Linked DNA regions of Homo sapiens: region 1 is linked to region 2. Evidence: read pairs that join two places in POLR2A ChIA-PET (ENCODE). Cell type or tissue: PC-9. All regions are shown on one strand. Each heading gives the region's core, and the rest is flanking DNA. Links, peaks and the distances in the headings are about the cores only. Region 1 overlaps LINC02532 (long intergenic non-protein coding RNA 2532). Region 2 holds the start of LINC02526 (long intergenic non-protein coding RNA 2526).

Region 1 (16,620 bases), core at 3,203-11,202, 60 kb before region 2:
ATTTTGTGTTGCTAAAGAGCAAATGATGAACCCATTGAGTTGCTGTTGAAGCTTTGATTTGAATTTAGTAATTCCTGATTGCCTGTATCATGGGACTTTCTCTAGTATTAGACAATCTTCCAGTTCCTCAAATGAGGCATGTTCTATTAGGCAGCAACTGGTGTGTTTGAGACCATTTGTAAGTATTTTAGGTGATAGACAATAATACACATAGTGCCAATGATAAAGTCAATCCAGTCACAGGACCACCCAGAAAATATTGGGGACTCTAACAAAAGGAGCAACAAAATCCAAAACAATCATAACAAAAAATGAAAGAGGGAACACTGAATTTGATGAATTAAAAATTATGAGAAGATTTTTGTTGGAAATATTCAGATGGCAGTAACTTCTAATGTGACTAAGCTATCCTGTTGCATAGTGAAACCAGTTTGCTAAGTACCTTTTGTTTTGTTTTGTTTTGTTTGAGGCAATGTCTTACTCTGTCACCCAGACTGGAGTGCAGTGGTGCTACTACAGTTCACTGCAGTCTCAATCTCTCAAGCTCAAGCGAGCCTCCTGCCTTAGCCTCCTGAGTAGCTGGGACCACAGGCACATGCCACCACAGGCACATGCCACCACACCCAGGTCATTTTTAAAAATTTTTGGTAGAGATGAAGCCTCACTGTATTGCCTAGGCTAATCTCGAACTCCTGTGCTCAAGCAATCCTCCCACCTTGGCCTCCCAAAGTGCTGGGATTACAGGTGTGAGCCACTGCACCAGGCCCAAAGTACATTTTTCACACCTGATTGGATTTTGTTCTAGTTGGCCTATCCACTATGTGGTATGAGTATACTTCCTGGGTAATGAGAATGGCAAACACTTGTGATTACCTAGTTGTCAAGATGATTACTAATTCTAACCTAGCATTCTAATCTAGAGTTCGTTTCTAGATTAGAATTAGTAATCAAGTCACAGTGAAAGAAAAAAAGAGTTTCTGGGAAGGCAGAAGGAAAAATTGGTAAATTCACTTTTACTGTTTACATATTGACTTGTTTTTCTTAATGTTAACTGCAGAATTTGTTTCGTCATCCAAGGTGCAAATAAAAGTCCTGAGAGTTTAGTTCTATGTCATCTCTTTTATAAATAACAGATGTCAGTTATACTGCCATGCACCTGTTAACCTCGGAGGCACCCTCACTGCCCACTAACCCCCTCCTTGCTCTAGAGGTGCCGAGAATGGGTGAAAGCAGAGGGGGGATACCCAAGCCAAAGTGAAGCAGAGGTAAAATGGCATGGAGAAAATCACTGCAGGACAATACAAAGTCAAGGTCAAATGATGGGATGAGACAGAGACATAGAGAAAACCATCCAGAGAACACTGGCCTAAAGCAATCCTTGGTGGTGGTGATGGGGGTGGGCGGGGGGTTCTTTTGAAACCATGGTGTTTGGTAAACTAGGAAATAAAGAGATGAAGGTAAATATCATGCCAGCCTCAGCAAACAGCAGCTGGAACGAAAGAAACTCAAGGACAGCCCTGAGCATGGAGAAAATAGTGCTGGGTAGGCATTGTTCTCCAGAGCCAGAGCACACACACAGAGGCCACCACTGAAAGTGAAGGACAACTGGAGTTGGGAGTACGTGTGCATCTTTGAAAAAGGCATAGCGCTTTCTGGAGACAGACACTGATTTTGAAATCATTTTAATGGCAATTCTTTTCACAAGCTGTGACCCAAACATACTCAAGTTGAAGTATCACCTCTTTTTCCCTGGTTACTTCTGCTGCCTTGGCTTATCTCAGGAGACCTTGGTATCTCAACCCTGATATTTTCTCCTCCATCTCCTTGCCTGAATTAAAACTCTTCTTTACCCAGAGAGCACTGCTTTTCTTGCAGCCCTCTGGAGTCCTTTTCCACACCCTAGATATCCTAGATTAGGATGTGGATGTGGCTGCCCCCTCATTCCCTAATGCAGCCCCCAAGCATTCCTGTAAAAATGGCTGCTCCTCTGAAGTTCAGGTAGTGTTGTTCTTGTCCACTGGTCTCCGGAAACTCCCTCTTGTTCCCCAAGGACTTTCCCTTCTTGCTTCTAGTATTCCCTCACACCTCAACCCTGTCATCCTCCGGAGAAGCGTTACTGTACCCATGGATGACCTAGTCAACACTCTGGCCTCTCAATGCCTTCATCTACTTCACTACCTCCAGCACCCACCTCTCAGTGGCACCTGGATCTTGTTACCTCTTCCATCTCCTTCTCTGATGACAGCTCCCTCATTCCAGTCCACTTGCACACCTGCTCTGCATCTCACCACACAAGGTCCTTAGACCCTGGCCACTCTACTTTTCCTTATCCATTAACCCACTCTGCCCTTGTTTCTCTTTGAAGCCACATTAAACTCCACAGTCCATTATCTTAGTCACTGTCTTGCCAATACCCTAAACTTACTGGCCTATTTTTTCCTTTCATCACGTCCACCTGGGCGGGGGGTATCCTAGAAGAACTCAACAGCATACTTTCTTATTTATGTCTCTCCCTAGGCAGCAAAGTATGACTAGAGAGAAATATCCCAGCCTACAGCCTGCACCCAGTCACCACCTTCCCTGATTCTCAAACCTCCCTCACCCCTAGGGAATCTCACCGTCCTCCTCTTGTCCCTCACCCTTCTGTCTCTGAAACGACCATTTTAAACTTTCTCCACTTCTCAAAGCTTTGAGCCCCCATCTCATCGCTCACTCCAGTAGATGTCTTTGTTCTTACTTCACAGAGGAAATAGATGCGCTCTGGTAGCAATTACCTCACTTCCTGCCACCGGCTCCTATAAACCAACCTGCACCTCTGCGCCCATCCTTTGCTCTTCCCATCTGGCAAAATGGAACTGATGTCTCTCCTCCTACAAAGGTCAAGTCTCTTCTTATGCCATGGATTCCAGCCTTCTTAGGAAAGGTACATTATAAATCCTCCCCTTTTTCTATCTTTGAATTGTTCCTCTCTAATGGGCCCTTTTCATCAGCATCTAAACATGTTCCAGTCACTCCCATTCTAAAAAATTCTATTCCTGGACTCCAAATTTCCTGTTCAGTTCTACTGTTTTTCTCCTCCCCTTCACTCCTAAACTGATTGGAAGAGTTGTGCACAATCATTGTTTGCCCTTATTCATTGCCTGTTTACTTATCAGCCTTCTCCAACTGGCTTCCTTCCCTATTCCTCTATTAGAACTTTTTTTTGCTGAAGGACCCAGTGACCTCCATGGCCCGAAATCCCATGGGTACTCCTTGGTCTTTGTATTATATGACCTCTCAGCCTACTTCAACAAAGTTGACCCTCCCTTCTTTTGGAAAAAGCTATTTTTCTTGGTATCCAAACTACCACACTCTCCTGGAAGACACCCAGCTGTGTCTCTCTCTGGCTCTCTTTCTCTGTCCCTTTGCCAGCTTTTCCTCTTCTACCTGACCTTTACACATTGGAACTCCTCAGGTTCAACCTTAGATCCTCTTCTCCCACCCTAGCTGCTTAAATCATCTCAACCACCCATATTGCCTTGCCTCTATGCTGAGAGCTTTCAGATTTATACGACAGCCCAGAATTTCCTCCAATCTCCTGAGCCATGTAAGTACCTGCTTTGCACAAGCACCTCATACTAAGGTTGTTTAGAACATCACTGCCTTTCCTAATGTGTTTGAGATTTTTGCATTTTCCCTTCCAGATCCACTCTCTACCCAGGAGGCTGACATAGTTGACTACATCCACTGGCTCCCTTGCCTCTAGCTTTGCCCTGGGTATGGCCACTGGGGATCCCTGGCAGGAGACTGGAAATTAGGGAAAGGGTGAAGTCAAGGTGATTTTTCCCTCAGCGCTGTTTCTGTGAGGTTGCCACAGGCTGTCTGAGTCTCTGGACTGAAGGTCACTGCCTCTCTTTTCTTTATGCTCCACTGCTAGCTCTTGGTTATCACCCTCTCTCTTGGGATTTCCCTGTGCCCCATCTACACCACTGTAAACACCTCCCTCTTTCAATCATCCTAGTTTGAATGTACCACCTGTTTCTTGCTGGCAATGAGACTGATACAGTAACTGATACTAGAATTTTCACTAGGAAATAGAGCCTCAAAATGGGATTTGGGATTGGGTTGATCATGTATGAGGAGCTGAAATATAACCTTGTGGGAAGTGGGGGGGTTTGAAGGATAAACATGAATGCTAGTAATCTGCCTGCAGTAGCATTATGCACATTATCAGTGGTCATAGCATGGATGGAGAGTAAAGGGAGGGCAAGTATTTCAGAAAACCATCAAGCTGGGTTTTTCCTCTGCTCTCTCACCACAACACAACAATCAGTACAGAAGAAGACTTCTGTGACCAAATGTGGGAGGGGATGGGTTCCTCACATATCAGTAGTAGACAGCAGCTGGGTGTCTTCCAGTTAAATCTGACACTACCTGGAAATAGTGTCAGATCCCACAGGTTGAGGGCTCAGTCCCCAAGACTGCAACTTCCCTCCCATCTCCCCACATACTGGCCACAAGTCCTGACCTCCAAAACTTCTGAATAACTGGCTTCAAGTTGAGATTCCCAAGAACCCCCCTTTGGTTTCCATTAATTTGCTGGAATGGCTCACAGAACTCAGGGAAACAACACACTTACCAGTTTATTACAAAGGATATTATAAAGGATGCAGATGAGGAGATGTGTAGGGCAAGGTATGAGGGAAGGGACATGGAGCTTCTACGCCCTCCCTGGGCACACTGCCTTCCAGGAACCTTAATGTGTTCAGCTATCTGGAAGCTCTCCAAACTCTGTCCTCTCGGGTTGTTATGGAGGCTTCATTACGTAGGCATGATTGACAACTGTGTAGAAATGTGATTGGACAAAAAGTGCATTATCTAAACCCCACAAAGCCCATCTGTTTAGACTTTACTTGGCCTCTCTGTGTACCATTCCTTCCTCTAGGGTATGGGGCAGGACTCTCTCTGGAATGAAGGTTTTTTGACCCACAATCAGATTACAGTCCTGCCTTGGGCAGGTGAAAGAAGGAGAGGAGAAGGTCAGAGAGAGAGATTCTGTTTCCTGAGGTCTAAAGTGCCCCAACATTATAAAAGGACTATGGGAGTTAGGAGCCAGGAACTATGGATGAAAACCAACATCTGTATCATAATATCATAACAAGACACTGGGAGATGAAGTGACTGTGGCTGTTTTTGTTCATCTTTTGCTATCGTAACAGAACACCACAGACTAGGTAATTTAAAAAGAATAGAAGTGGCCGGGCGCAGTGGCTCACGCCTGTAATCCCCGCACTTTGGGAGGCCGAGGTGGACGGATCACAAGGTCAGGAGATTGAGACCATCCTGGCTAACACCGTGAAACCCCGTCTCTACTAAAAAATACAAAAAATTAGTCGGGTGTGGTGGCGGGCGCCTGTAGTCCCAGCTACTTGGGAGGCTGAGGCAGGAGAATGGCATGAACTCGGGAGGCGGAGCTTGCAGTGAGATAAGATCACGCCACTGCACTCCAGCCTGGGCGACAGAACGAGACTCCATCTCAAAAAAAAAAAAAAAAAGAAGAATAGAAGTTTATCTGGCTCATGGTTCTGGAGGCTGGGAAGTCCAAGATTGAAAGGGCTGCATCTGATGAAGGCCTTCTTTCTGTGTCATAACAAATTGGAAGGCATTAGAGGGCACCCAAGAGAGGGCAGGAGAAGAAACCAAATTTTCAAGATAACTAACCCACTTCTGTGATAACTGCATTAATCCATTCATTAGGTTGGGGCCCTCATGATCTAATTACCTCTTAAAAGTCTCACCTCTTAATACTGTCACAATGGCAATTAAATTACAACATGAGTTTTGGAGGGGACATTCAAACCATAGCAGTGACACTTCATTGTTCTGTCAAAAGTAGTGATTTTAAAGATTATGGAGCCAGCTGGCTATGTCTTATAGTTATGGAGAGCATATATAGACAAAAAGATAAATTAAGAGCTATAGCTATATATTGAAGAATACTTGTGTGTAGAGTCAAGCCTCTGTGGAAACCTTGAGGGGATCGCAGCAATCTATTGGTGTTGCACTTCACAGTCAAGCCCTGGGCCTCATTGCAAGGTTTGCAGAATTTCTGCAGTAATTAAAGGTTCAACCTTGCCAGGTCTCTAGTGCTAATGAAACGCACTAGTGGGACATAGATGAGGGTGAGAACTTTGAAACCTAAATTTCCCGAAGACCTCTTTCTGGAAAAAAATACTTTTCAGTGACTACACCTGGAACCGTTGCCTCAGGAAGTGATGCCTAGTCTCAGACCCACTCCCTCTCTTCTTTTTGCCTCTGGTTCTATAACAAGAATTAGATTCCAACATAGCCCACAAAAAGAGATATATAAGACCTGCTCCAGAGTGATAGAGACTATCCACTGAAAGAGTTACAAGATCTTGACAAATGGGAGCCAGAGGAGTACATGTAATGGGGAGGTTTCTGGGGGTGTTAGAACAAGGGGGAAACTATGTAAGGCTCTGTCAGGCTAAGTTTATGGACATGGGACATCATCTAGGATTCACAAGTTGCTCAAGCACCAGGAAGTTGTGTTTTTAGTCTGCTAGATTGGCTCAAAGCCTGGAGTCAATGATGGCCTATGGTTATTTGTGTTGAAATTGTATAACTTCAGTGAAACCGCCCACGTAATTTCCTGCCATAGATTTTTTTTTTTTTTTTTTTTGAGACAGGGTCTTTCTGTGTCACTCAGGCTGAAGGGCATTGGTGTAATCATAGCTCACTGTAGCCTCAAACTCTGGGCTCAAGGGAGCCTCCCACCTCAGCCTCCCGAGTAGCTGAGACTACAGGTGTGCACCACCATGCCTGGCTAATTTTTTATTTTTTGTAGAAACAAGGTCTTACTATATTGCTCACACTGGTCTCGAACTCCTGGACTCAAGGGATCCTCCTGCCTTGGCCTCCTAAGTGCGGGGATTACAGATATGAACCACCACGCCTGGCCTCTGTCCTAGATTGTATAGTGTAAGGAGACATACTCAGTAACTGTCTGAACCCCCATGTTGGTTCCGTGAGGACTATTATGGTAGGAAGGACCAAAAGAAAGCCCCAGATACTAGCCACCACTTCTCTGCCTCCACTCCCAAAAGAAAATCGAAGCAATATTGTATTTTTGTCGCCATTAGATAGCCCAAAAAGCATACCTTTCCAGCTTCCCTCTTACCTTCAACCCTTGATATACCTTCCTCAAACTCTTCATAGGATACTTTCCTGAGAGCCCTGTTCTGCCGCAGATTCCACTCCCCTGTCTACAGCCTTCTGCTGTCTTTACAGAAACTTGCCTCTCCCTGATCCCAGCTCGCTTGAGACACTGCTCATTATCCCATAATCTAGAGAGATTTGTAATCAACCATTATTGGCATATTTCGTTTATCCTTAAAATGAAAACATTTTTAGAAATCATGATAGAAAGACATGTTGTTGTAAACCATTGCAACAATACAGAATAATATAGAGCAAAAACTAAGTTTCTTTTCCCTTTCTCTTCTCCAGAGATAACCACCATTTTCTATTTATTTGCTCACATACAATCTGATATAGGGCTTTGTTTATTACAAATATAATCACACTCTGCTCCTATTTTTTTGTGAGATGTTTTTCTCATGCAACAGTATATCATAGACCTCATAGTATGTTATATAGATCCACCTTATATATGTTTCTTAAACTTTTTACTTTGAGGCAATGGTAGGATCACATGCAGTTGTAAGAAACGATTAGCACTGTATGATGATGTGTACCTGTAGTCCTAATGATGTAGGACAATTGCTTGAGACCAAGAGTTTGAATCCAGCCTAGGCAATGTAGAGAGACCCTTATACGTATTTTTAAAAAATGTTGCACAGAGATCCCCTGTTCCCTTTACCAATTTTCTCCCATGGTAATATCTTGCAAAATTATGGTACAATACCAAAACTAGGATATTGACATTGATACAATCCATCAATCTTCTTCAAACTTTCCCAGTTTTCTCTGTACTTATTTGTGTGTTAGTTCTATCCAATTGTATCCTGAGTGTGGGTTCATGTATCGACCATCATAGTCAAGATACAGAGCAGTTCCATCACCAGGAGAATTTGTCCTGTTATCCTTTTATGGCCACACCCTCTTCCGTCTTGCCCCTTCCCCACATCTCTAACCCCTGACAACCACTCATCTGTTCTCCATTTGTGTACTTTGGTCATTTCAGAAATGTTATATAAATGGGGCCAGGCATGGTGGCTCATGCCCATAATCCCAACACTTTGGGAGGCTGAGGCGTGTGGATCACTTGAGGCCAGGAGTTTGAGACCAGCCTGGCCAACATGGTGAAACCCCATCTCTATTAAAACTACAAAAATTAGCCAGGCATGGTGGTGTGTACCTGTAATCCCAGATACTTGGGAGACTGAGGCACAATAATCGCTTGAACCTGGGAGGCAGAGGTTGCAGGGAGCCAAGATCATGCCACTGCACTCCCGCCTGGGCAACAGAGTGAGGATCTGTCTCAAAAAAAAAAAACAACTATATAAATGGAATCATTTAGTTTGATTTGGTTTGTAGCCTTTTGGGATTGCTCTTTTCAGTCAGCATAACTTCTTGGGGATTCATCCAAGTTGGTATGTGTATCACCTTTTTATTGCTAAGTAGTATTCCACGATTTGGATATACCACAGTTTGTTTAACCAGCATTCAAGAACATCTGGATTGTTTTCAATCTTTGGCCATTATAAATAAAGTTGCTATGAATATTTATGTATAGTTTTTATGTGAACATAAGTTGTTGTTTTTTTTTTCCCCTGGGATAATTGCCCAAGGGTACAATTACTGGGATGTATAGTAATTGCATGTTTAGGGGAAAATGGTCATACGCATATTCTGCAGATGTAACTATAATGTAGGGCAATATTTTAGGAAAGTAAATTGGCAGTATTAAGCCAGGCATGGTGGCTCACGTCTTTCGTTTAGGAGGCCAAGGCAAGAGGGTCGCTCAAGCCCAGAAGTTTGAGACCAGCCTGGGCAATGCATTGAGACATTGTCTCTATAAAAAAAATTTTTAGCCAGGCATGGTGGCACCCCCCTATAGTCCCAGCTACTCAGGCATGGCAGTGTGGAGGGTGGGGAGCAGTGGGAAGATTGCTTGAGCCCAGGAAGTCGAGGATGTTGTGAGCCGTGATGGTGCCACAGCACTTCAGCCTGGGTGACAAAGTGAGACCCTCTCTAAAAAATAAAACAACAACAACAAAAAAACCTGGCAGTTTGTATCAATTTTTAAATTGCATATAAAGTTTAATTCAATTTTGCTGTTAGAAACCTATTTTATAGAAATATTTATGTATTTGCTAAGAAATATATGTACGAGGATGTTCATTGCAGCATCATTTGCACTAAAAAATTTTTAAACAACCAAAAGATTCATATAAAACTACATGCTACTGCTCTTTTTATTTTTATATTTATTTATTTATTATTTTTTGCCACTCAGCTGAGTGAAAACTGTCATCTTGTTTTAATTTGAAACTCCTGGCCGGGTGTGGTGGCTCACGTCTGTAATCCCAGCACTTTGGGAGGCCAAGGTGGGCGGATCACATGAGATCAGGAGTTAAGAGACCAGCTTGACCAACACGGGGAAATCCCATCTCAACTAGCTGGGCGTAGTGGTGCACGCCTGTAGTCCCAGCTACTTGAGAGGTTGAGGCGGGAGAATCACTTGAAGCTGGGAGGCAGAGGCTTCAGTGAGCCGAGATCGCGCCACTGCACTCTATCCAGCCTGGACAACAGAGCGAGACTTGTAAAAGAAAGAGAGAGAGAGAGAGAGACCGAGAGAGAAAGAAAGAAAGAAAAGAAACTCCTTCCGTAGGAGCTAGAATTACACCTTTTTTTCTATAAGACTTTTCGCTATTTGTATTTCTTCTGGACCTAATCATCATGTTCTCCGCACAAAACATTTGAGTGGTTGGCCTTCTATGGCCAACCATAACCATTTTACAGGCAGTTTTACACAGTTGTGGGTATTACCCTTTATCTGTTGTTCTGCTGCTTGATCTTTGCAACACAGAACTGTTAGATTTCTGTGTAATCACATCTGTCACATTTTCCTTTAAGTCTTCCTGTCGTGTTTGGGAAGAGCTTTTCTACTTCCCATCCTGGTTTTATTCTTATTTTATTAGAATTGGGCTATACATATTAGTTTGTAAGTTGCTTCAAATTCTTTTTGAAAGAAGCAAGGGATACATAGATCCTATAAATAAATAAAAATGCTTGTGAGACATGAGAAATCATTTTTATTTATTCATAACCATCACATTTCTTGAAAAATATAATTCTTGCTGTGCTGTATATATTTTCAAGTGATGCTGGAAGGAGTATTACATTATAACCTTAAAGGATTATGAACACCAAAGGGAAAGGTGCTGTTTAAACACATTGCTAATAATATGTTTACACATTTTGAAACTGCTCAAATTACATTCACGTGGATCAGCAGCATGACTTGTATGACTTGTGTTGGCTTCCTCTGAGAAGGACGGAGAGTGAGAGGAGTTCAGATTATTATTGCCTGAGAAGTTGGTTAGGCAAGGAAGTCATTTACCTTGCTGTGGACAGAATAAAGAACTCACCATCCAGCAATTTATAGTTGATCACAGTTGTGTTGCCTAGTGGTGGGGTGCAAAAGGATGCAACGTATTTGGTTAAAAGACAAGCACAAATATCAGAGTATTTAGTAAGATCCAAAATTTAAGTTGATTTAGCATTCACAACAAAAATGAAGTCATTTGGAAAAAACAAAAATGAACAAAGAAATAAAAATGGAGATTTAGTCCACATGTCGTGGGTTGATGTTTCCTTGAAAAGAGTGGTCAGAATTTTTGAGCCTAAAGCAACCACGTATTAAAGTAATTTAACTAATGTAGACATGTTATCCGCTTACCACAAAGAAAATAAATTATAGCGGGCTCTAGACTGATGGCTAAAAAGCCAATTCTCCTAAAATGGAAGGATATTGATGGTGCTCACATTATGTAATCGGTACAGTATGTCAGTCCTAGTGGTCTGGCTAACCAAGGAAGGCTCTGGTTTCAAATGAAAGCACATTTAGTAAAATTCGGTATAATTTTTTCCTAGAACTACTTTGCTCAATTATGGCAAGATAGATTCTACTAATCACAGGCTGCAGAGACTTGGAGATTGAGCATGGTTTTTTGGATTGAAATACTTTTTATTTTGTGTTTGGTCTTCTGCAGTGCCTTAGGGGAGATGTGTCAGAGAGACTAACGTGGTTTCTTTCTTCTTTTATTTAAGAATTTAAGTGATCATGGAACTGGAACAAACTTCAGTGCCCATTTAGTCAATTGCCTTCATTTTATAGAAGAGGAAATTGAAGAATAAAGGTTGTGATTTTCCTAAGGTCATGTAATGAGTTCATGACAAAGCCTGGATTATACTTAGGTCTTCTGATAACCAGACCAGTTTTCTTTCCTTTGTAGAAAAATGCATGCTCCAGAAGTCCAGGCTGACCCAATACCGGGTAACTCAGACATTTTCATAATTTTTCTAGATATAAAGCTATGTTGAGTTATTTCCATTGAACAATGGAAATACTCTTCCGGGTAAATAATGGATCCAAAAACTAGATGTCTGAACCATGTGGTTAAGGTTTTTGCTATTTTTTTTCTTTTCTAGAGTAGACTTTGAGTCTTTGCTTCAGATGCAGATCAAGATGTGGCAACCTGTTGTGGAGAACTGGGTCCCTTGAGCCTGTGCTGTCTCTTTTTTTCTGGTGGCTTTGTCATTTGGAACAATGCATAATGGGCTGGAGGCTGAGAAACTCTGAGCTGAGGTAGGAGTGCCACCTAAGAGTGGGAAAGGTTGCCTAAATGCTGAATGGAGCACTTTAAAAGTTAGAATTTGCTATTTTCTTTTCTCTTATCTTTTTTTTTTTTTTTTTTTTGAGAGATGGAGTCTTGCTTTGTTGCCCAGGCTGCAGTGCAGTGGCACCATCATGGCTCACCGCAGCCTTGGCCTCGTGGGCTCAAGCTATTCTATTTCAGCCTCCCAAGTAGCTGGGAATACAGGTATGTGCCACCACCCTTGGCTATTTTTTTTTCTTTTTTTCGTTCTTGTTGCCCAGGCTGGAGTGCAATGGTGCGATCTCGGCTCACTGCAACCTCTGCCTCCCGGGTTCAAGTGATTCTCCTGCCTTAGCCTCCCAAGTAGCTGGGATTACAGACATGCGCCACCATGCCTGGCTAATTTTTTTTTTTTTTTTTTTTTTTTTTTTTTAGTAGAGACAGGGGTTTCTCCATGTTCGTCAGGCTGGTCTTGAACTCCTGACCTCAGGTGATCTGCCAGCCTCGGCCTCCCAAAGTGCTGGGATTACAGGTGTGAGCTACCGCGCCCAGCCTACCCTTGGCTATTTTTAAAGTTTTTTGTAGAGATGAGGTTTCACTATGTTGCCTGGGCTGGTCTTGAATTCCTGGCCCCAAGTGATCCTCCTGCCTCAGCCTCCCAAAGTGCTGAGATCATGGGTATTTTGATTTATGTATTTTGAAACCCATAATTTTTGTCCTCAAGTCTCAGACGTTTGCTTAGGCCTTTAGAAGCTCACACCTGAAAAAGAGTGCCATACCTGGGCTGTGATCTTCACCCCGTTCCACAGTCTCCACCTCCCACCACCTCCACCCAGGATCCCCTCACACAGGTTGTACCACACTGCAAGGGGATCCTAGAGTGATTCAGATATGCCAAAAATGACAAATTGAGAAATTTTGTGTGACCAGGTGTGGTGGCTCACACCTGTAATCCCAGCACTTTGAGAGGCCGAAGCAGGTGGGTCACAAGGTCAGGAGATTAAGACCATCCTGGCCAACATGGTGAAACCCCGTCTCTGCTAAAAAGATACAAAAATTAGCCGGGCGTGGTGGCACGTGCCTGTAGTCCCAGCTACTCGGGAGGCTGAGGCAAGAGAATCACTTGAACCCAGGAGGCAGAGAGGTTGCAGGGAGCCGAGATCGTGCCACTGCACTCCAGCCTGGGCGTGACAGAGTGAGACTCCATCTAAAAAAAATTTTAAAAAAAAGAAGAAATTTTGTGTCACGCAGTGTCATCTTATTCAAGTCCATTTGAGAAGCGGTGAGCAAATTGGCTAGGCCTTTATTGTTGATGTCAAATTCTCTTTCCTTGCTCACCCTATAGGTCCAGGCCAGTTTCCTTTCATCCTCCCAAAGCTATTAACACGATAGTGTGAATTTGATGCTGTTGAAGGCAGGCCTGTAGTGAACATGTGGCATTTCTTTGGCTACTCAACATCCATTCCTCCTTCCTGATGGCATCTCATTTCTTTTGGGGAATTACTTATTCCCATGGATGCAGCCTTAATGGGGTATAAATCCAGGCACCTGCTCCCCACCATGGAAGATTGTGAAGTGGCCAGATTCTGCTTCCTCCAGCCCTGAGGGTGGGCATGCGGCCTAAGCTCAACCAAATCTGATAAACACTTCTGGATCTTTGAACCTCGAACAGGTGACACAAGGATGACAGGAACAGTTATCAGGGAAGCACACTGATCGACTGAGCTGCCTGCTCCTGGCCTTCTGGATCCTCCTCAGTTCCTGCTTATCTCTAGGCCAGGCTCTCAACTCTGTCAATTCTGTGGGTACACAAATATCCTTTCATACGTTCCCACTTGATCATGCTATCAGGTTGGAGCAAAAGTAATTTCGAGTTTTGCCATTAGAAGGAATGGCATTACTTCTAATGGCAAAACCCACAATTACTTTTGCACCAACCTAATAGCTCAAGCTAGTCTCTATTACTGGCAACCAAGCATCCTGGTCTGAGCTCCCTTTCTGACTGGATCATCAGACATGGGCCTGCAGTATTGTCTTAACACCCTACTGGGAGTATTATCCTAGAATTAGCCTAAATTAGCCCTTTTCTCCACTGGTGACACCCTCCCACCACCCCCAGAATTGGCTTTCTTTTAGTTGGTACTGATACAAGATAAAACATATTTCTCTAGCTTTCTAGCCCCACAGTTTCTCGTTATTAAGATGAAACAAAACAAAAACTCATCAGAATTCTACTTCCACATCTGTCATGGATAGGAGGCCTCTATTCTCCTGCCGATGAGCCCCAGCTCAGGAATTTACCTCTCGTAGCAAAAGTACTGCAAAATTTTCTCTGCCAGAATAGCTAAAATTGAAAAGACTGACCCAATGTGGAGTGACTGCAACTGTCACGCATTTGCTGGTGGGAATGCAAAAGGATATAATCACTTTGAAAATCTATTTGGTGGTTTTTAAAAAAGTTATGTACATGTCTACTCTATGAAACAAGAATCCCACCGCTAGGTATAGTCCAAGAAAAATTAGTGCATATGTTCACAAAACCTTGTACAAGAATGTTCCAACAGATTTATTCAAAATAGGAAACAGCTTTTTGCAAAACTGGAAATAACTCAAGTGTTTATCAACAGAAAAATGGATTAAGACATTGTAGTAAATACATACCATGGAATACTAAGCAATAATAGAGAAGGACAGATGACTGATATGTGCAACAACATGCATGAATCTCAAAAATATTATATTGAGTCAAAAAGTCTGGGCTCCACATGGCTCCATTTACATGAAGCTCAAGAATAGGCAAAACTATTCTAGGGTAACAGAAGTCAGAAAAGTGGTTATTTTTGGAGTAATATTGACCAGAAAGAGATGCAGGGGCACTGGAAATATATTTAATCTAGGTGGTAGTTACATGAGTATATACATATGTAAAATGTATTAAGCTGTACATTTAAGATTTGTAGACTATTGTATGTATGTTTTAGTTAAATGAAGAAGATTAAAAAATGGAAAAATGACTATATGAACATCAGCAGTTCTATAATTTCAATGTATTTTGTTAATTCTCCACCCAGTCAAATTAGATTTATACTCCAACCCCATTGGGAAGGTTTGAAACCTTCGGCACTTTCCCCTCCATTCTTCGTTTGCATAGAGGCATTAGGAAGCAAATCTTTTCCCTTCTGGGAGTGCTTTTATGTTCAAAGGAAGACCATCAGGAAAAAGTAATGATTAACACAAAGGAATGACTAGGTTAATGGTAGGCTTTCAGGCACCAGTAGAGGAGGTATTTTGGGTCAAGGGAAGGGCAAGAGAATCTTCTGGAGTATGCCACACTAAATGGATAGAAATGAGTAGTAAGCTCTTAGTAGGCGCTGGATCCACTGGTACAACCAACAGCCTTTGCTGTTTCACTCCTGTGATGGAAAAATCAACCTACTTGTTTCCAACGGACAGGAGGAAGGGTTTGTCTTCTGGGACCAGTATTTCCCCTTAAAGCTGGCAGTGAGGATGAGAGAATTACCTGGGGCACAGCAAGCAGCTTTCCCCACCCCTCCCCACTACCCCCCCGCCACCCCGTGTTCAGTATCAGAGCAGAGAGTAGGAAAAGGAGAGGTGAGCTCAGGAAACACTGACGTAGGGTGCAAGTGGAAAAGTACAGGAGAAAAGGAATACAGGGAAGCACCCGAGGGGGAGCAGGCAGGAGACACAGCAGAGGGATGGAGAGTCCAGCGGAAAGCACCATGAAAACAGACAGAGGTTAGGGTTACCTAATAGAGATTTGAATGAATTACACCATCACCCTATGACTCTCATCAAGGACCCTGGTGCTGACAGAGAAAGTCTTCTCTTTTATTGTCCAAATCCTGGCCACCCTTCAAGACCCATTTCAAATACCACCTCAGGCTCAGGAATAAGGATTTCTGGTATTTTGGCGGCATCCCTGGTTTGTAGGGATGAGGAAGAATTTGGTACCAGAAGTTGACAGACCTTGGCCTGAGTGGGTGCGAGTGGTCCAAGGTCCAGTCTTCAGGGCCCACAGCAATCTGTCCCCCTGCTGGGGCATAGAGGCAGGCAGTTCCAGCAGCAAACAGTAGCTGAAACAGTATGAAAGCTTTTGTCAGGGTGGTTCTGGGCGACCACTCCTTTAGAGCAGGAACCTGCCTAGGGGTATGAAACTAGGTTCAGGTGCCTGAGGTAAGATGCAGACAAGAGAAAGGCAGGGTGTCAGGGCCCCAGCCTGGGTCAGGAATGTGAGTCAGATCCCAGTCACGCAGGCCAAGTCAATCCACCAGTCATGGCTGAGGGAAGGCAGGAATTCTGTGGGTCTCCAGGTGTTAGAGGCCCAGTGGATGATGCTGCATCCATGAACTATCAAAAAACGCTTGATTCAGCCTGACCAGCTGCTAGATTGGCAAGGCTAAAGTCATTCTGGCCAGAGCTCAAGAACTAGGTGTGGCTTAGCTTGAGGGCAAATGGTGCTGTGAGCTGCAGCTGCTCCTGGTTGGGGAGGCAGGGGCTGGACCTCCTCCTGCCCTCCCCATGATACGTGTTGGCACCTCTCCTCACTTAGTCTACATGCTTTTACTGTAAACCACCTCCGCAGCACGAAGCACAGGGCCAGGCACACGCAGGAAATGAGAATTCAGTTGGATGGATGCAATTGCATGTAGCTCCTTGGCAGTGCAGGCCTCGGTGTGCGCTAAGCTCTGTAACCCAGCCCTTTCCCATCGTACTGATAGCACTGATCAGGACCCCTTTTCCTCTGTGTGCAGTA
Region 2 (16,620 bases), core at 4,241-12,240:
ATCAAGGAAATTTCCCAGAACAGAGTGAGTGTCTACCCAGAACCAAGCATCAAGGACAAAAAATACCCAACACCAAAGCACATCATTGTGATATTGTAGATCACTGATGACAAAACAGTGAAAGATCAAGCCAACACAGAGGATGAGGAATGAGAATGGTAACATTTCTCTGTATAAATAATCTATCTATGTATATCTATCTATCTATACACATACAGACACACACATCAGTGGCTCATGCCTGTAATCCCAACTACTCAGGAGGCTAAGGCAGGAGGATTGCTTGAGCCTAGGAGTTTGAGGCTGCAGTGAGCTATGATCACACCACTGCACTCCAGCCTGGGGACAGAGTGAGAACCTGTCTCTAAATAAATAAGCTAAATTTTAAGAAATGATCAAATTGATGCTGAAAATATTTTAAATAAATTTTAGCAGACCTTTCTAATAAAATTTCTAAGAAGAAACTATATGTATAAAATATATGTCAGGTTTGTCAAAGATCAGATGGTTGTAGATGTGTGGTGTTATTTCTGAGGCCTCTGTTCTGTTCCATTGGTCTGTATGTCTGTTTTGGTACCAGTACCATGGTGTTTTGGTTACTGTAGCCTTGTAGTAGAGTTTGAAGTCAGGTAGCATGATGCCTCCAGCTTTGTTTTTTGGCTTAGGATTGTCTTAGCTATATGGGCTCTTTTTTGGTTCCATATGAAATTTAAAGTAGTTTTCTTCTAATTCTGTGAAGAAAGTCAATGATAGTTTGATGGGAATAGCATCGAATCTATAAATTACTTTGGGCAGTATGGCCATTTTCATGATATTGATTCTTCCTATCCATAAGCACAAAATGTTTTTCCATTCGTTTGTGTCTTTTATTTCCTTGAGCAATGGTGTGTAGTTCTCCTTGAAGATGTCCTTCACGTCCCTTGTAAGCTGTATTCCTAGGTATTTTATTCTCTTTGTGGCAATTGTGAATGGGAGTTCATTCATGATTTGGCTCTCTGTTTGTCTATTGTTGGTGTATAGGAATGTTTGTGATTTTTGCACATTGATTTTGTATCCTCAGACTTTGCTTAAGTTGCTTATCAGCTTAAGGAGTTTTTGGGCTGAGACGATGGGGTTTTCTAAATATAGAATCATATCATTTGCAAACAGAGTGAATAGGCAACTTACAGAATGGGAGAAAATTTTTGCAATCTACTCATCTGACAAAGGTCTAATATCCAGAATCTACAAGGAACTTAAACAAATTTACAAGAAAAAAACCAACCCCATCAAAAAGTGGGCAAAGGATATGAGCAGGCACTTCTCAAAAGAAGACATTTATGTGGCCAACAAACATATGAAAAAAACTCATCATACTGATCATTAGAGAAATGCAAATCAAAACCACAATGAGATACCATCTCACGCCAGTCAGAATGGTGATTATTAAAAAGTCAGGAAACAACAGATGTTGGCAAGGATTTGGAGAAATAGGAACACTTTTACACTCTTGGTGGGAATGTAAATTAGTTCAACCATTGTGGAAGACAGTGTGGTGTTTCCTCAAGGATCTAGAACCAGAAATACCATTTGACCCAGCAATCCCATTACTGGGTATATACCCAAAGAAATATAATCATTCTACTATAAAGACACATGCACACGTATGTTTATTGCAGCACTATTTACAATAGCAAAGACATGGAACCAACCCAAATGCCCATCACTGATAGACTGGATAAAGAAAATGTGATACATATCCACCATGGAATACTATGCAGCCATAAAAAAGTATGAGATCATGTCCTTTGCAGGGACATGGATGAAGCTAGAAGCCATCATCCTCAGCAACCTAACAAAGGAACAGAAAACCAAATACTGCATGTTCTCACTCATAAGTGGGAGTTGAAAAAAGAGAACACATGGACACAGGAAGGGGAACAACACACACGGGGAGCCTGTTGGGGGGTGGGGGCAAGGTGAAGGAGAACATTAGGAAAAATACCTAATGCATGTGGGGCTTAAAACCTACATGACAGGTTGATAGGTGCAGCAAACCACCATGGCACATATATACCTATGTATAGGTATATACAAACCTGCATATATATATACAAACCTGCACATTCTGCACATGTATCCTAGAACTTAAAGTAAAATAAAATAAAATAAAATAAAATAAAATAAAATATGTAAAAGACTACCAAAAAAAAGAACAAATATTATTCTAAATGGCAAAAGGAGGCTGGTAAGAGATTGTTCTAGAGAAGTAGCAGCCCCTGCATCATGAAGAAACTTTTCCTGTGAAGTTAAGAAATTTAGGCCATATCCTTCCTATATTTCCAAAAATGTGAAGGACCACTTGCATTAGAAGCACTTGGAGTCCCCAAAATTGACATTTTAAACAGAACCCCAGGTAATTCCATTTTGGGGTAATTTTGAGAATGCCAACTTATACCAACAGTAATTACCAGAAGGGTTTGAACTAAGGAGCAATAAATCAGATTTCCAGAGACCCTTCCTTTCCATTCTGCCTCCAGCCCACCCTTCCCCGAGTCAGTCCAATGCAGGACCAGCAGGGTTGTTTCATAAGTCAACTGCACCATTTCCTATGGAAAAGTTAGGCCACTTGGCCTCTCAATGCTGGAAAGGTTACTGGAAGTGGCCCTGGTTCCTGGAGCATCATGCTCCATCTGATTCACAGAACATAGCAAGATAACATCATCCTGGGACAGGGAAAGGAATAAATTCTGGGTCTTGTCTGAAAACCTGAAGCTGGTTTTGAAAGTTTATTGTTTGTTGTTTTTGTTTAAATTCCATAATAACAACAATCAAAATAGTTCTCCAAGGTGATCAGGACCATTTTTGCAAATGCTGGAGGAAGTAACCAGGGTAGAGGAAATCCTCTGGGTGGGTCTCAGAGCCTACCTGGAGTTGTTTTCATTCAGAATTTGGTGACATCAATCTAGGGAGGGAGATGGGCTGTCTCTAGAGATCCTGGTGAGTAACAACCATACAGAGCCAGAGAGCATCTCAGGAAACTTAAAATAACAGCAATAAGAACAAAGTGTCCTTCTCATAACGTGGTTCTCAAATGGGCGCACTGGTTCCATAGAACTTATGTTTATGGTTTCTTTTGAATAAACACAGAAATTGATCCTCCCAATCTTAAAACTTGAGAAACTTACATTTGTCTAACCTGAGTTCTTTTTTCTCAGGACACCAGCCATCAGGCCTCCCAGATAGAGTCAAGGAATGGAAACTTACCCAGTCACCACATCTGGGAAACACCAGACCCCTTGCCCATCATGATTGCCTAACTGCTGCCTGTGGATCAGCTCTTCTTCCTTATCCCCTCCCTCATTCCTGTTTTCCCACACTTAGTTGCATTTCTTCCCTGCTATATAGACTCCGAATTTTAGTCAGCTGAGGAGACAAATTTGAAACTGATCTTCCATTCTCCATCGCTGCAGCACCTGAATAAAGCCTTCTTCCCTGGCAATACTCAGTGATTGGCTTTCTGTGCAGCGAGCAACAGGACCTAGACCAAATCCCTGGCGTTTCAGTAACTACTCCATAGAGGGCAAAGGAAATGACTGAGTGACATAATGAAGCTTCCCCCTGCCTTTGAGAACAGAGAAACTCTAGGCAGTCGTTCTTAAAGTTTAGCACACGTCAGAATCACCCAGTGTTTTAAACACTGATAGCCAAGCCCCATTCCAGAGTTTCTGATTCTGTAGATCTGGGTGCAGCTTGAGAATCTGCATTTCTAACAAGTTCCCAGGTGATGCTGATGCTGATGCTTAAGGGGCCACACTGTGAGAATGACTGCTCCGTGGTAGGTAAAGGAAATCCTCTCATCAACATATTTTTTGCGTGGGCAATGGCCTCATTACCTTTCTGATGGAGAAAAACTAGGAATGTTGATGGGATGGATGCTGGGATCACGCTGAACATTCTTCCTTTTTTGTTTGTTTGTTTGTTTGTTTGTTTTTTTAGACAGAGTCTCATTCTGTGGCCCAGGCTGGAGTGCAGTGGTGCGATCTCGGCTCACTGCAACCTCCGCCTCCTGGGTTCAAGCAATTCTCCTGCCCCAGCCTCCCAAGTAGCTGGGACTACAGGTGTGCGCCACCATGCATTGCTAATTTTTGTATTTTTAATAGAGATGGGATTTCACCATGTTGGCCACACATGGTGAACTCCTGACCTCAGGTGATCCACCCACCTTGGCTCCCAAAGTGCTGGGATTACAGGCATGAGCCACCACGCCCAGGCTTGAACACTCCTCTTGAAGCCAAGAAACAGACTTGGGCCTACTTAATCAGATAATTATGCACCTGTTTCTATGAATCAAACCATAAACAACTGATGAGTGACTCATAATTATAGCTACCACTTATTAAGTGCTATCTATATGCCAGGCACATCATGCACATTTAATCGTCACAGCAGCCTGCTACCCCCTCCACACTAATCTTCCCGGGCATATTCCCACCCCAGGACCTTGGCATAGGATGGCCCCTAGACCTATGTAGAGGAAAATAAATGTCTTTCCTTCCCATCTTAGGTTCACAGCTGAGGCCCCTATAATAGAAGACAGATTAATAAGAGAAAAGTATAAAAATGTATTTAGTATAAGTTTTACATGGCATGGGAGACTTCATAAGAAAATGAAGACCCAAAGAAACAGGTAAACCCGTGTGTTTTTTATGCTTAGTTTGATGGAGAAGTATGATTGGACAAAGGAAATATGACCTAATGCTAATAAACTGGGGGAAACTTAGCAAGGGTTCTTTGCTCAAATTTTTCCGTGTGTCCCTGGGTCTTCAGAGATAAGGATGTCCCTTTCCTCTGCGTATAGGAAGGGTACCTCTTGAATGAGGGTCTTATGACCTGCTTCAGGGGAAAGTCAGAAAAATCCTTCCTAGGTTTAATTTGACCTGCTTCAGGCGAGGTCTTCTGCTTCTGCTGTTTTCTTTAATTCCAAGGTTCATACTTTGGGAAAATATGTCCTGAAATCCATCACCTGGAACGTGCTTCCCCAACACATCTCTCTCCGGCTCTTCTTTAAGGGTCTTGCAGATACCATTTTGTCAGAGAGGACTTCCCCTTCCCTGGCCACCCCATCTAGAATCTCAGCCCCACCCCTGTCGCCAACCCACCATCACTGCTTTATTCTCTCTCCGGAGCATTTATCGCTAACATTCTATATGTTTTGCTTGTTTATTATCTGTCTTCCTTATTAGCAGATAAGCACAAGGGCAAGCATTGTGTCTGGTACATAGAGTCTAGAACTCTTTAGTACGTAGTTAGAGGCAATACTTATTGATAGAAAGAACAAACTAAACCTTTAGAGAGCCAAGCCTTACTTGGCAAGGATGTGCAGAATTTGGTAACATGATGATTAGAACCCATCAGTTGAAAAAGCAACACATCTGACATTATTTCCTTGGTGGGAGCTGTTTAAATATGTGGGAAGAAAATATTAATAAGTAGAAATTAAAACAGAGAGGATGAGAAGTAGGGGATGAGGAAGAAGCAGGATGGGCTAAGAGGAAGTCTGGGCCATGGCACTACTTACTTTGGTCCTGGGGGCACTTCTCCCTGAGTCTCCTGTCAAGGGTGGCTCTGGGCAGGTAGGTATGTCACCCTGGCTCTTACTGGGGACAGAAAACAGCTGCTGTAGTTAGCAAGCCTGGAGAACCCTGTCCAGCCCAAATGCTGGAAAGCAGGGTTCATTTCTGAAATGACAAAGAACGGTTCATTGAAGGAGTAGCTTTCAAATAGCCAAACCAGCTAACTCTGGAGGGAGCTAGAACTAGGTTTTCACCCAGAAGTAGCAGCGGTTTGGCAGAATGGCGGCATTGAAGATGCAGGGTCAGAGTGAGGGGATTGTGCAGAAGCTAGCTGCGAGCCAGCCACCAGACAGACTCTTGAGGCAAAAGGAAGACTCTGAACCTATGATTTAACTGCGAAAACAGACTCTGGTTGGAAACACTGTCTGACAGAGCCCATGCCACGTGGAAAATATTAAACATTTCCTCTCTTGGCACCTGTTTCTAACAGACTGGAGTGTTGACTATTTTGCAACGATACATAAATTCGGTTTGTTAGTGAACTCCATGGAGAGTCCACATGCCCTGGCCAACGTGGCTTATCTCTTATTTAAACATGAAAAGAAAAGAAAGTGACTGAAAGATTGAGTTCACGGTGCTGTGCACACACAGGCAGGTGCTCTGTCATGCTTCACAGCACAGCACACAGGAAGCAAGAGAAGAAGGAACATAAAATACTGTAAAAAGCAACCAACAGACTTCACCCACAGTGATCAGCTGACCACCACTGGATTCATCTTAATTCCATAAACAGCAGTTGTAGAAATCAATTTAGAATACAAACTTACTCTTTAAATAAAAGCTAAGAAGTGAGAGTGATGATTGGGCTTACAATGGTTAAAGTCCCCAAATTGTAGAGTAGGTAATATGGCAAACCTTACTTCGTACTCCATCAAGAAATTGGTGAGGACCTAGTATGGGCTGCTGAGTAAAGACCGTATGTTGTGTGACAGTAGTCACAAAGCTAAGAGGCAGGCAGCTGCAGTCAGCCCAAAAGGGAGTAGCTATCAGGCTAAGGGCTCAGGCTAGGGTAGTGGAATTGTTAAGAGAGGTTACTCCACAATCAAAAAAGTTTAGGACATAACGGGTTAAACAAAGTTAAATGGGTCTCTTCTTTTATAGGCTAGGAATCTATAAGAGAAGATAACAGTACGGAGGGTTTCTCAAATATTTGACTGTAGCAGGTTTTTATTACAGAGCCCACGTTAGAAAAAACTGCTCTAAACTTCTTTATTTCATCTGCACCTACGTTGGGGAAGAAGGCTGTGGTCTCAGTGTGATTGTTTATAAGCAAACTTGGTTAGATTGGTAGGAAAAAGTTTGGTCACAACTAGATTAGTGAGTTTCTGAAATGGAAATTAAATTTCCTCAAGCCCTAAAACTGACTGTGACAAATGGTGACCTAGAGAGGATGCCCCTCCAGATGGGACTCAGGGTTGACCTTTTCTGGATATGCCTCACGCTGCAGGGCTTTAGACAAGACAAGATCTACCATCAGATACTAGTGTGTTTGTTTGTTTATTTGTTTTGTTTTTAAAGTGCTGTTTGCAACCTACCAAATTGATTTTATTAACCTTTAAGGGATTGCAATCTGTCATTTGAAAAACACTAAACTGTATCTAAACCTAAGCATATTGACATTCTTATACCCAGCCAGGCATGGTGGCTCATGCCTGTAATCCTAGCACTTTGGGAGGCTGAAGTGGGAGGATCACTTGAGCCCAGGAGCTTGAAACCAGCCTGGGAAACATAGGGAGACTTTGTCTCTACAAAAAAATTTAAACATTGGCCAATCATGGTGGTGCATGCCTGCAGTCCCAGCTATTCAAGAGGCTGAGGTGGCAGGATTGCGTGAGCCCAGGAGTTTGAGGCTGCAGTGAGCTGAGATCACACCACTGCACTCCAATCTGGGCGATAGAGCAAGAACTTGTCCCTAAAAAAAAAATTCTTAAATGCTTTTCCTCAAATAATTTGATGCTCGCTATTTTATGAGGTAAGAGAAGAGCAAAGGTGGGTTGGAGGAGCTTTAGTACCATGTCTTTCTTTCAGGAAAGGTAGTACCTAGGACCTTCTTCAGGCAATACAAGATCTGGACCAGACCCCTGGTTTTGAAAAAGAAGGGAGAACTGTGGTTAGAGTCGTTGCTAACATGTTGCTTTTAAATTTTAAATGTGATTTCATATTCTAATCTTATTCTGGAAGCAACTCACATCTATCTATTTCCTATGTTAGTTCTAATCAAGATCACAGATGAACTCCCAGATAACAGGATTGCTGTGGGTTTGGTCTGCAACACATTAGGTGGCTCTTAGGAGCAGGAAAAAGGAATATTTTTCTTTTCCATCTTGGATTAATGGCTGAGGCATTTATAACAAAAGACAGATTAACAAGAGAAAAGCATTAACATTTTCTGTGGCACAGCAGCCTTCAGGAATGAAGACCCAAAGAAAGGACTAAACCTGTGTATATTTTTTGTGTAAGTCATTGAAGAAGTGAATGCTTGTGGAGAAGTATGAATGGAAAAAGGGCATGTCCAATAGGAATTAACTGGGGAAAACTTAGTAAGGCCTGTTTGTTCAGATTCCTCTTTGTGTCCCTGTGTCTTCAGAAATAAGGAGCCTTCTTTGGTCTGGGTATGGGGAGGGCATCTCTGGAATGATGGCTTTATGACCTGCTTCAAGGGAGGTCATAAATACAGCAGGTAATTTGGCAAACCTTATTTCATATCTTCATCAACATTCAAGGGAGAAGGGCGAGGGGAAGGTGAGAGAGACCTTCCTGCTTCTGCCATTTTCTCCCATGCCAAGGTGCCATATTTGGGGCCAGTGTGTCCTGAACCCCATCACAGGCAATCACAGGGCAGGTAGGCTTATCTAAAGATGTTCTCTCCTTTCCCTCACAATTAGTGTCTTGATGTCAGCTCCTTGATACTGAGCCTGGCTGAGCTTCGGAAGAAAAGCAGACCCCCAGACCCAGGACCCCCATGGTCTCCTGCTGCATTGAGAAAGATTAATGGTTAAAAAATAGATGAAAAGATTCTCTTCATACCTTCCTACCATATCAGAGAGGCCTGAGCCTAAAAACCCTGGCCCCAACCCTGGGGTATGGTTTACAAGACCAGCCAGAGACCTTACCAGACCTCCTCATCCTCTGCTGTCCCAATGGCACTTCCAATGAATTTTTTTTTTAGCTAGCAATTGAATGTGATATTTTGCAAAGCACTGTGGTTTTTCAAACTTTATTTCAAGGGGTCTAGAAAATATTTTTATTTTCAGTTTTCTTTTTCCACTGTCTTTCTTCTCCGCTTGATTCACTTGATTTCCTTCTTAGTATTTTGTCCGTGAAATTCGTCAGTATTGTTCCTTGGATTAATATCTGAAATACAAAATGCAATCTTGTTTGGAAAATTAAAAGAAAACTATAAGTGTAGGTAATGGGGCTTGAGGAGCAGCGGGAGAGAAGAGGGGTAGCTGCAGGGGCTGGAGGGCCATAGTCCAGTGAGAATGGCAAATGATTTGATATAATTTCAAGACTAAAAAAATATAGATTTTTACCATCCTAAATCCATTTAACTGCTCAAATGATTATTGCTCCCCTGGTGTTTATAAAAAACATTGCAATGAAAGGAGACAGACTTACACAGACTTAAAGAGTTTTTAGAAACCATTAAACCCACTAAGTCTGTTTTTTTTTTTTTTTTTTCCCGATTGTTATGAATCCTAACTTAACCATTTCACTGTCTGCAGAAAAGGGACAGTGGCATTCTGTGGTCAAAGGGGTGGCTCTGGACACCACCTCTACATTCCTAGCTGTGCCAACAACTCTGTAGGTGATCAAGGGCAAGTCACCTCACCTTGCCAAGCCCGTTTCCTCCTTTTAAAATGGGAGGTCGGCCAGGCACGGTGGCTCATGCTTGTATCCCAGCACTTTGGGAGGCCGACGCGTGTGGATCACCTGAGGTCAGGAGTTCGAGACCAGCCTGGCCAACATGGTGAAACCCTGTCTCTACTAAAAATACAAAAATTAGCCGGGCATGGTGGCACACACCTGTAATCCCAGCTACTTGGGAGGCTGAGGCAGGAGAATTGCTTGGACCCGGGAGGCAGAGGCTGCAGTGAGCTGAGATCATGCCATTGCACTCTAGCCTGGGCAACAGAGCGAGATTTTGTCTCAAAAATAAATAAATAGGCTGGGCGCAGTGGTTCACACCTGTAATCCCAGCACTTTTGGAGGCCGAGCCCAGTGAATCACCTGAGGTTGGGAGTTTGAGACCAGCCTAACCAACACAGTGAAACCCCGTCTCTACTAAAAATAGAAAAAATTAGCCAGGCGTGGTGGCGCATGCCTGTAATCCCAGCTACTCGGGAGGCTGAGGCAGGAAAATCACTTGAACCTGGGAGGTGGAGAGCCAAGATCGCGCCACTGCACTCCAGCCTGCACAACAAGAGTGAAACTCCATCTCAAAAAAAAATAATAATAATAATAAATAAATAAATAAAAATAAAAAGTAAAATGGGGGATCATTCACAATTGTTCTCAGGGTATTGTCAGGATTAAATGAAACAATGTGTGATAAGCCCTCACTAAAAAGTCTGTCATATGGTGAATGCTCAATACATTTTATTTTGGAATGCTACATGAATAGAATTACTGCAAGTAAACCAAGATTCAGTCATTGGCAGAGAGTTGCATGAAAGCCCTGCAAGAGATGGAGATTGTAGGGGGAAAGTTCCCTGTAGGCCTTTTGCTCCATGTATTGAACACAGCAGATGTCAACCTGGAGTGATTTGCTCCCCAGGGGACATTTTCACACTAGTGTGTGTGTTGGTGGGAGTGGGAAGTGCTACTGGCATCTACTGGGTAGGGCCAGAGATGCTGCTTAACATCCTACATTGCACAGGACAGTCCCTGCAACAGAGTTATCTGGCCTCAAACGCCAACCGTGCAGAGGTGAGGACTAGCACAAGAGAACTAGCACAGTCCCTTTAGCCTCTTAGCTCCAGGAGTAATGCTTTCCTTTATGGCTAAAAAAAAAGTTGTAAATGGAGTTGAAACCTCCCTTGCAAAGATAATGACAATGAGAGAAGTCTAGCATGCCACCTCCATCTTGCTTCTAGACTCACAGGCTGGCTATCCTTGCTTAGTTGTGGGCACAGGCCAGGCTAACCACGGGAAGAATTTAGTTTATAATTTAACTTTGAAGCAAGGATGATAACAGTTCCTTCCTTAAACTGATCCCCTCCTTGTTCCGGGGCTGAAACCATCTTTGGTAAGACTAATGAAAGACCACAAGATTAGGATTATGAAGTTGAAACATTTCAAAATGATACAAAAATTGAATAGCCTTCTTGGTTTGGGGAGGGGGCGATGGCAGTATACAGAATACACTGACCTTGCCACTTTATGAGCAAAAGGTAGTTGTGGCTTACAAAAAAATGTTTCATAATATCCACAGGAAGTGAATAAAGATTCCCCTGCTGTCCCATTTGAATGCTATGCCACAGTTAGGAAGGTCAAAAAGTTTGATTATATGGCCACCTTTGTGGTAAGAATAGAGGTTCCAGTAAACTTCATAAAGTTGGTAGAAGTGGGTTCCATAAAATGTTTCAAAGTTGGAATGCCCCTCAGAGCACTGAAAATTTTGGTCATAGAGGGGAAACATCTGCAAGCACATGACTTTATGATGAGCATTATATTTTTCATGATCAGCATTATATTTTGAAGAGCTCCCCAACTGACCATGATATAATAACGATGTCTATCTTCAAAACACTTAGCACTAGAGAGAGACTTTAATGGAACCTGAAGACCTGTACAGCCAGAAAGAAATCTCCTTGACATCCACATGAGTGAAAAAGACAGCATGGAATAATGCTCAGTGTTGGGGAGAGCACTGATCCAGGAACCTGAAGATCCGACCAGCTTCTGACCGACTACATATGTGATCTCGGGCAGTCATCAAGCCCTTTAGTTCAGTCCCGTCAGTAAAATGAGGATGGATGTTGGCATCTGCTCTGTGTACCCCAGTGGGCTGTGAACATTTGCGAAAGCTTCACGAATCACTGACTAAACAACCAGTGTCTTACTATTCTTGTCAAAAGGTAATGAGAGTTAGAATCAAATTGTATCCTATTAAGGAAATATGTTTATAACCAAATTATTTCCTAAGAACTTCATGTTTCCTGGCATAGTCTTTCATTTCTCTCCTAACATAAAATCTGTCAGGAAATCTATGTTTCACTGGGTAGAAAGCTGCATATCCAGTAAACATATTTTATAATGTCTTATTTTATGGCCATCTCCTCTGGTCATCTAGACAGGATCTTTTGGAGGCGACCCTAGCCAGAAATCTTTTCATGGCAATGGAGAGAAACCCATCCAAGTTAGTACAAATGAAAGCTTGTTACAAAAACTAAATAGAAAGCAGCAGGTCATCTCACATGCATCCCAATCAAAGTAGAACCACTCTTCATATAAATCTCATCCCAAACCCACAAATGACAAAATCATCCCAGTCAATTCCCCCAAGCCCATATGACCTTACTGCTCCAGTACTCATCACTGATGTACTACAATTTCTTTCTTTTTTCTTTTTCTTTTTTTGAGATGTAGTCTTGCTCTGTCGCCCAGGCTGGAGTGCAGTGGCGCGATCTCAGCTCACTGCAACCTCCACCTCCTGGGTTCAAGCGATTCTCCTACCTCAGCTGCCTGAGTAGCTGGGATTACAGGCAGGCGCCATCATGCCTGGCTAATTTTTGTATTTTTAGTAGAGACAGGGTTTCACCATGTTGGTCAGGCTGGTCTGGAACTTCTCACCTCGTGATCCGCCCGCATCGGCTTCCCAAAGGGCTGGGTTTACAGGCATGAGCCACCACACCTGGCTGATATACTATAATTTCTGCATCTCTTAGTTTAACCTCTGTCCTTCCTTTATCTTCTTGCCTGCAAAACAGATGCCATTCTGTTGTCTCCACATCAGCTTCCTTTTTAGCACTTCAAGTTCAAAGTGCATATCACCAAAGCAATAGAGGGACAAGGACATTGGGAAGGGTACTTATACAGAACCACCTTTGGATAGGGTGCTTAACCGCTCAGTGCCGCAGTTTCCTCATCTGTAAAATAGGAATAACATTATTCCCAGCCACAGTGCCTGATCCATGATGCTCAGCATTGGCCATTGTCATTATTAATTTTAGGGATAGGTAAATGTATGAAACTGACCAAAAGCAGGCATAGAACTGCATAATCCAAACTACCAAATTCTAAAATAAGATGAGCTGTATTGAGCTTGTCAGGTACGTTTCCAATGTAGGTGACTTGGCCTCCGTCTTGAAGGAAGTGATGGAAATGACTTGGTGGAGAGAGGTGTTTTGGTTTTCAATGGCTATGTAACAACTCATCCCAAAATATAGTGGCTTAAAACAATAGTAATTATTTATTTACTCACAATTCTGCAATTGGGCAGGGCTTGGCAGGAATGGCTCACCTCTGCTGTACATGGCATCTATGAGCTGGACCATCCAAGGTGGACTTTTTACTTACATGATGGCATATCAGGTAACAGCTGGCCAGGCATCTCTTTCTGTGTGATCTCTCCACCTGGCTAGCTTGGGTTTTCTGTCATCATGACAGTCTCAGCATAGTCCGACTTCTTACAATGTGGCCAGCTTCCCCTAAATACAAGAGGAGAAGCTTCCTGATCTTGGTGCCTGGACTCAGGAGTCCCAGAAATAATTTTCACCACATTGTATGCATTGCTCAAAACAGTCACAGGGCCAGCCCAGCTTCAAGAGGAGAAGACTGTACAAGCGCATGAGTCTCAGGAGGTGTGGCTTACTGGGCTGCCCATGAAAGAGACGATGACAGGAGGTTAACACAGAAGCTTAGCTGCAGGAGATGGTACATGTGAAAATCAAAGCAAAGAAAACACACCAGGATCAGCCAAGATGAGCATGAGAATTGTGAAAAAGACTGCCCTGGCTGTTGTTTTGAGGGGTAGAAATAGAATCTGAGGGTTTATTCGAATCTAAGAGAGTTCTATCGTATCCCCTGTACTATAAGATTTAAAGGTTCAAACTATGAAGTAACAGAAACCCCCACAAGTGTCCCTGGAAGCCATTGTCTTTTGGGAATTTGAATGTCTTCTTTCAACTCTAGGTCAAATTTATCTGTTGAACTCCTGTCAGTTTTTTAAACTGGGAGGCTCAGGAGCAGATACCAAGAGTCATAAAGGCCCTGGGTCAGGCCTCTAATAGGAAGTTCATTTCCATGGTCTCATTTTTTTCTTTTACTGTCTAGTACAGTACTTTTCCTATATAGTCTTTCCCTCTATTTCTCTGTCTCCTGAAGCAGTAAAACCCTTAGTTTTCTATGGGCTGATTATCTTCCATAGGTATAGATCTAGAACACTTCCCAAGGAAACAGCTCTGGGCTTGATTGATCCAGGGTGCTGTTTGGGGAGCTGCTCTCTGCCCCATGGTGTGGGTGTATGGCGTGGGTATAGGGGAAGATCTGAGGTAGGTGAAGGGGTAAGGGGAGTGGTATTCAGTGTGACTGCTGATCTGGGGCTTGCAATGTATGCACCAGTGCTTCTTTCTCCTGGCCGAGAAATAGCGAGCTTAGGCCTGCCTCCAAGAGTCACTTCTCTCCCCTAGAGGGCTGGCGGAGCCTGATACCAGCAAGGCGTGCCCGCCACAGAGAAGGCATCACAGCTACATGTTAATTAACCAAGAGGACATGGTCCAACCTCACATCTCATTGTCAGAAAACGTTTTTACCAGAGGAAGCCATGCCAGGAGCCCAGCATTTGTGCTGAGCTGCGACCTGCCCTGCAGTTACAGCTGAGAGAAGGTCAAGTCTTCCTCTTCCTTAGCCCCTGCCTCCTCTTGTCTCTGCCTTCTAAGGGAACTACTGCCTCACTCCACTCCTGCCTCTTAGCCCTCCAGAGAGTCCATCCCCTCTCCTCCTTTCCTCATTCTAATCACCAAACATCTCTATGGTGCCTTCAGAATGTGAGATTTTTTTTTTTTAATGCATGCAGTTTTGTTTTAAAGCAGCGTTAGTCTTAGGGTTCATTAATTAAAACATCACACTTAACTGGACCATTAACTCATTCATGGCTAACTTCTCATGGCTAGATCCCCTGCACCCACTCTTTCTGCCAGTTCCTAGGACTGTTGAAACAGGAATGAGCTGTAAACAGGTTTGAGAACGGTGCAGGGAGTTTCAAGATTAGCTTTCCTTTTTCTGTTCATCAGAAGGAAAAGAAATTAGATTTTGGAGTCATTTGACAAGGGTTAGGAGGGGGGCAAGGAAACTGTTACTTAATTATTAATAATCTTTTTAGAAGTCCCATAGGTTTATTACTGAGGAAAACCCATGGGAGGTCATATTACCGCCCTGGCACAGAGGAGGAGTTCCATCCACAGCTGTTGAATGATGTGTGAATATCGCCCTGCAAGGAATCACTCCCCTGCTTGGTATTTTATATTTTGTTCCCTAAGTTTGTCCCTTAGGATTCTTCTTCCATCACAGACTGTATCAATGGAAACAAGAGATGAGTTTCTTAGAAACAGCTTCTGTCAACAGTCCCTCCACCTCCCTCCACCTCCTCTGCCACAAGTGGTGAGGCTGTAAACAGCTTTTATCAGAACACTGGCACTTGGAAAAATATAAAACCAATTAGGGAGCTGTGAAATGACTCAAGAGAGCATGACTGGAGAGCTAGAAGGAAGAATACACACACACCAGACAAGAGCCTTTAAGATGTAACCTTTGGGAAGACAGCGTTGATTGTAAATAGTCAAGCTCTAAGTTTAATCATTTGGTAGTTACTGAACTTCTTTGGACACATTTGTGTGTGTGTGTGTGTGTGTGTGTGTGTGTGTGTGTGTGTGTGCTTTGTAAGGTTGCTGGACTGAGGAGATTCATCCAGGGGACAGTCTAGATAGTTCTTCAGGGAAACGTTTTAGGTGTCCTTTTGCCTTGTGTATTAATCTGCTCAGGCTGCCAGAACAAAGTACCAAAGACTGCATGGCTTAAACAACAGAAATGTATTTTCTTGCGGTCCTGGAGGGTGGACATCCAAGATCAAGGTGCCAGCAGAGTTGGATTCCCCTCAGGTCTCTTTCCTTGGCTTGCACATGGCTGCTCTCCTGCTGCCTCTTCACACAGTTATCCCTCTTCGGGTGTGGACCCCTGGTGCCTCTCCCTCTTCTTACAAGGAAATCAGTCAGATTACATTAGGGCCCCACCCAATGACCTCATTCAACCTAATTACCTCTTTTTAAAAAATTAAAAACAAATAGAGGTGGGGTTTCACTATGCTGTCCAAGTTAGTCTTGAATTCCTGGGCCCAAGTGATCCTCCCACCTCGGCCTCCCAAAGTGCTGGGATTACAGGTGTGAGCCACTGTGCCCGGCCACCTAATTACCTCTTTAAAGGCCCTTTGACATACAAATTTTGGAAGGACATAATTTCTTTCACAACATCTTGTTTGCTTGCACTGGGTGACAAGTAACACCCTTTCTTCCCTGCACCCTCTCTTTCTGCCAGTTCCTAGGATTGTTGAAATAAGAATGGGCTGTAAACAGGTGAGGGAATTGTACAGGGAGCTTTCGTAGCTTTCCTTTTTCTGTTTGTCAGAAGGAAAAGAAATTAGATTTCAGAGTCATTTGACAAGGGGTGGGAGGGGACAAGGAAATAATTAATTATTAGTAATCTTTTCAGAAGTTCTGTAAATTTATTATAGAGGAAAACCCGTGGGAGGTCACATTACAGTGTTTTCATTTGAATCTAGGACAAAGAATGGGCTTGGTAGCTATAGTTTCTCTCCAAGTCTAGGAATGCATAACATTTGTAGGTTTTAGTCTCCAAGGGTGTTTTGTGTAGCAGTAGAAGCCAAATTCATTACAAAGGAGAGGCTGGAGCAAGTTGTCATGTGATGCCGCCGACTTGGTGAGTCAGGACTTGCCACCGAAGCCCAACTGCCTGGCAGTCCCCTGCCAGGATAAACTCCAGCAAAAAC

What was found. Peaks named below come from ENCODE experiments on the same cell type or tissue, not always from the same donor. Only the 100,000 strongest peaks of a DNase experiment are listed, where the experiment ranks them.
Region 1: POLR2A ChIA-PET joins it to region 2 with 10 read pairs; 4 of 35 experiments call an interaction of 5 or more read pairs at or near these places.

Annotation. Positions count from the first base shown.
Region 1 is chr6:106,751,321-106,767,940 of GRCh38, reverse strand. The region is part of intron 1 of LINC02532 (long intergenic non-protein coding RNA 2532); the gene reads left to right. Among named protein-coding and RNA genes, the nearest start is that of MIR587, 24 kb to the left of the region's middle. RefSeq lists an enhancer at 3,957-4,006. In PC-9, for the core only: no CTCF peak of the experiment used is centred there; no DNase peak of the experiment used is centred there.
Region 2 is chr6:106,692,191-106,708,810 of GRCh38, reverse strand. It overlaps LINC02526 (long intergenic non-protein coding RNA 2526), which reads right to left and starts at 13,326. Exons shown (of 3, transcript NR_149100.1): 1 at 13,137-13,326; 2 at 12,411-12,536; 3 at 8,817-8,969. LOC105377927 (a long non-coding RNA gene) reads right to left here and starts at 5,919. Exons shown (of 4, transcript XR_942841.3): 1 at 5,810-5,919; 2 at 5,561-5,720. In PC-9, for the core only: CTCF peaks have their summits at 8,991 and 9,190; no DNase peak of the experiment used is centred there.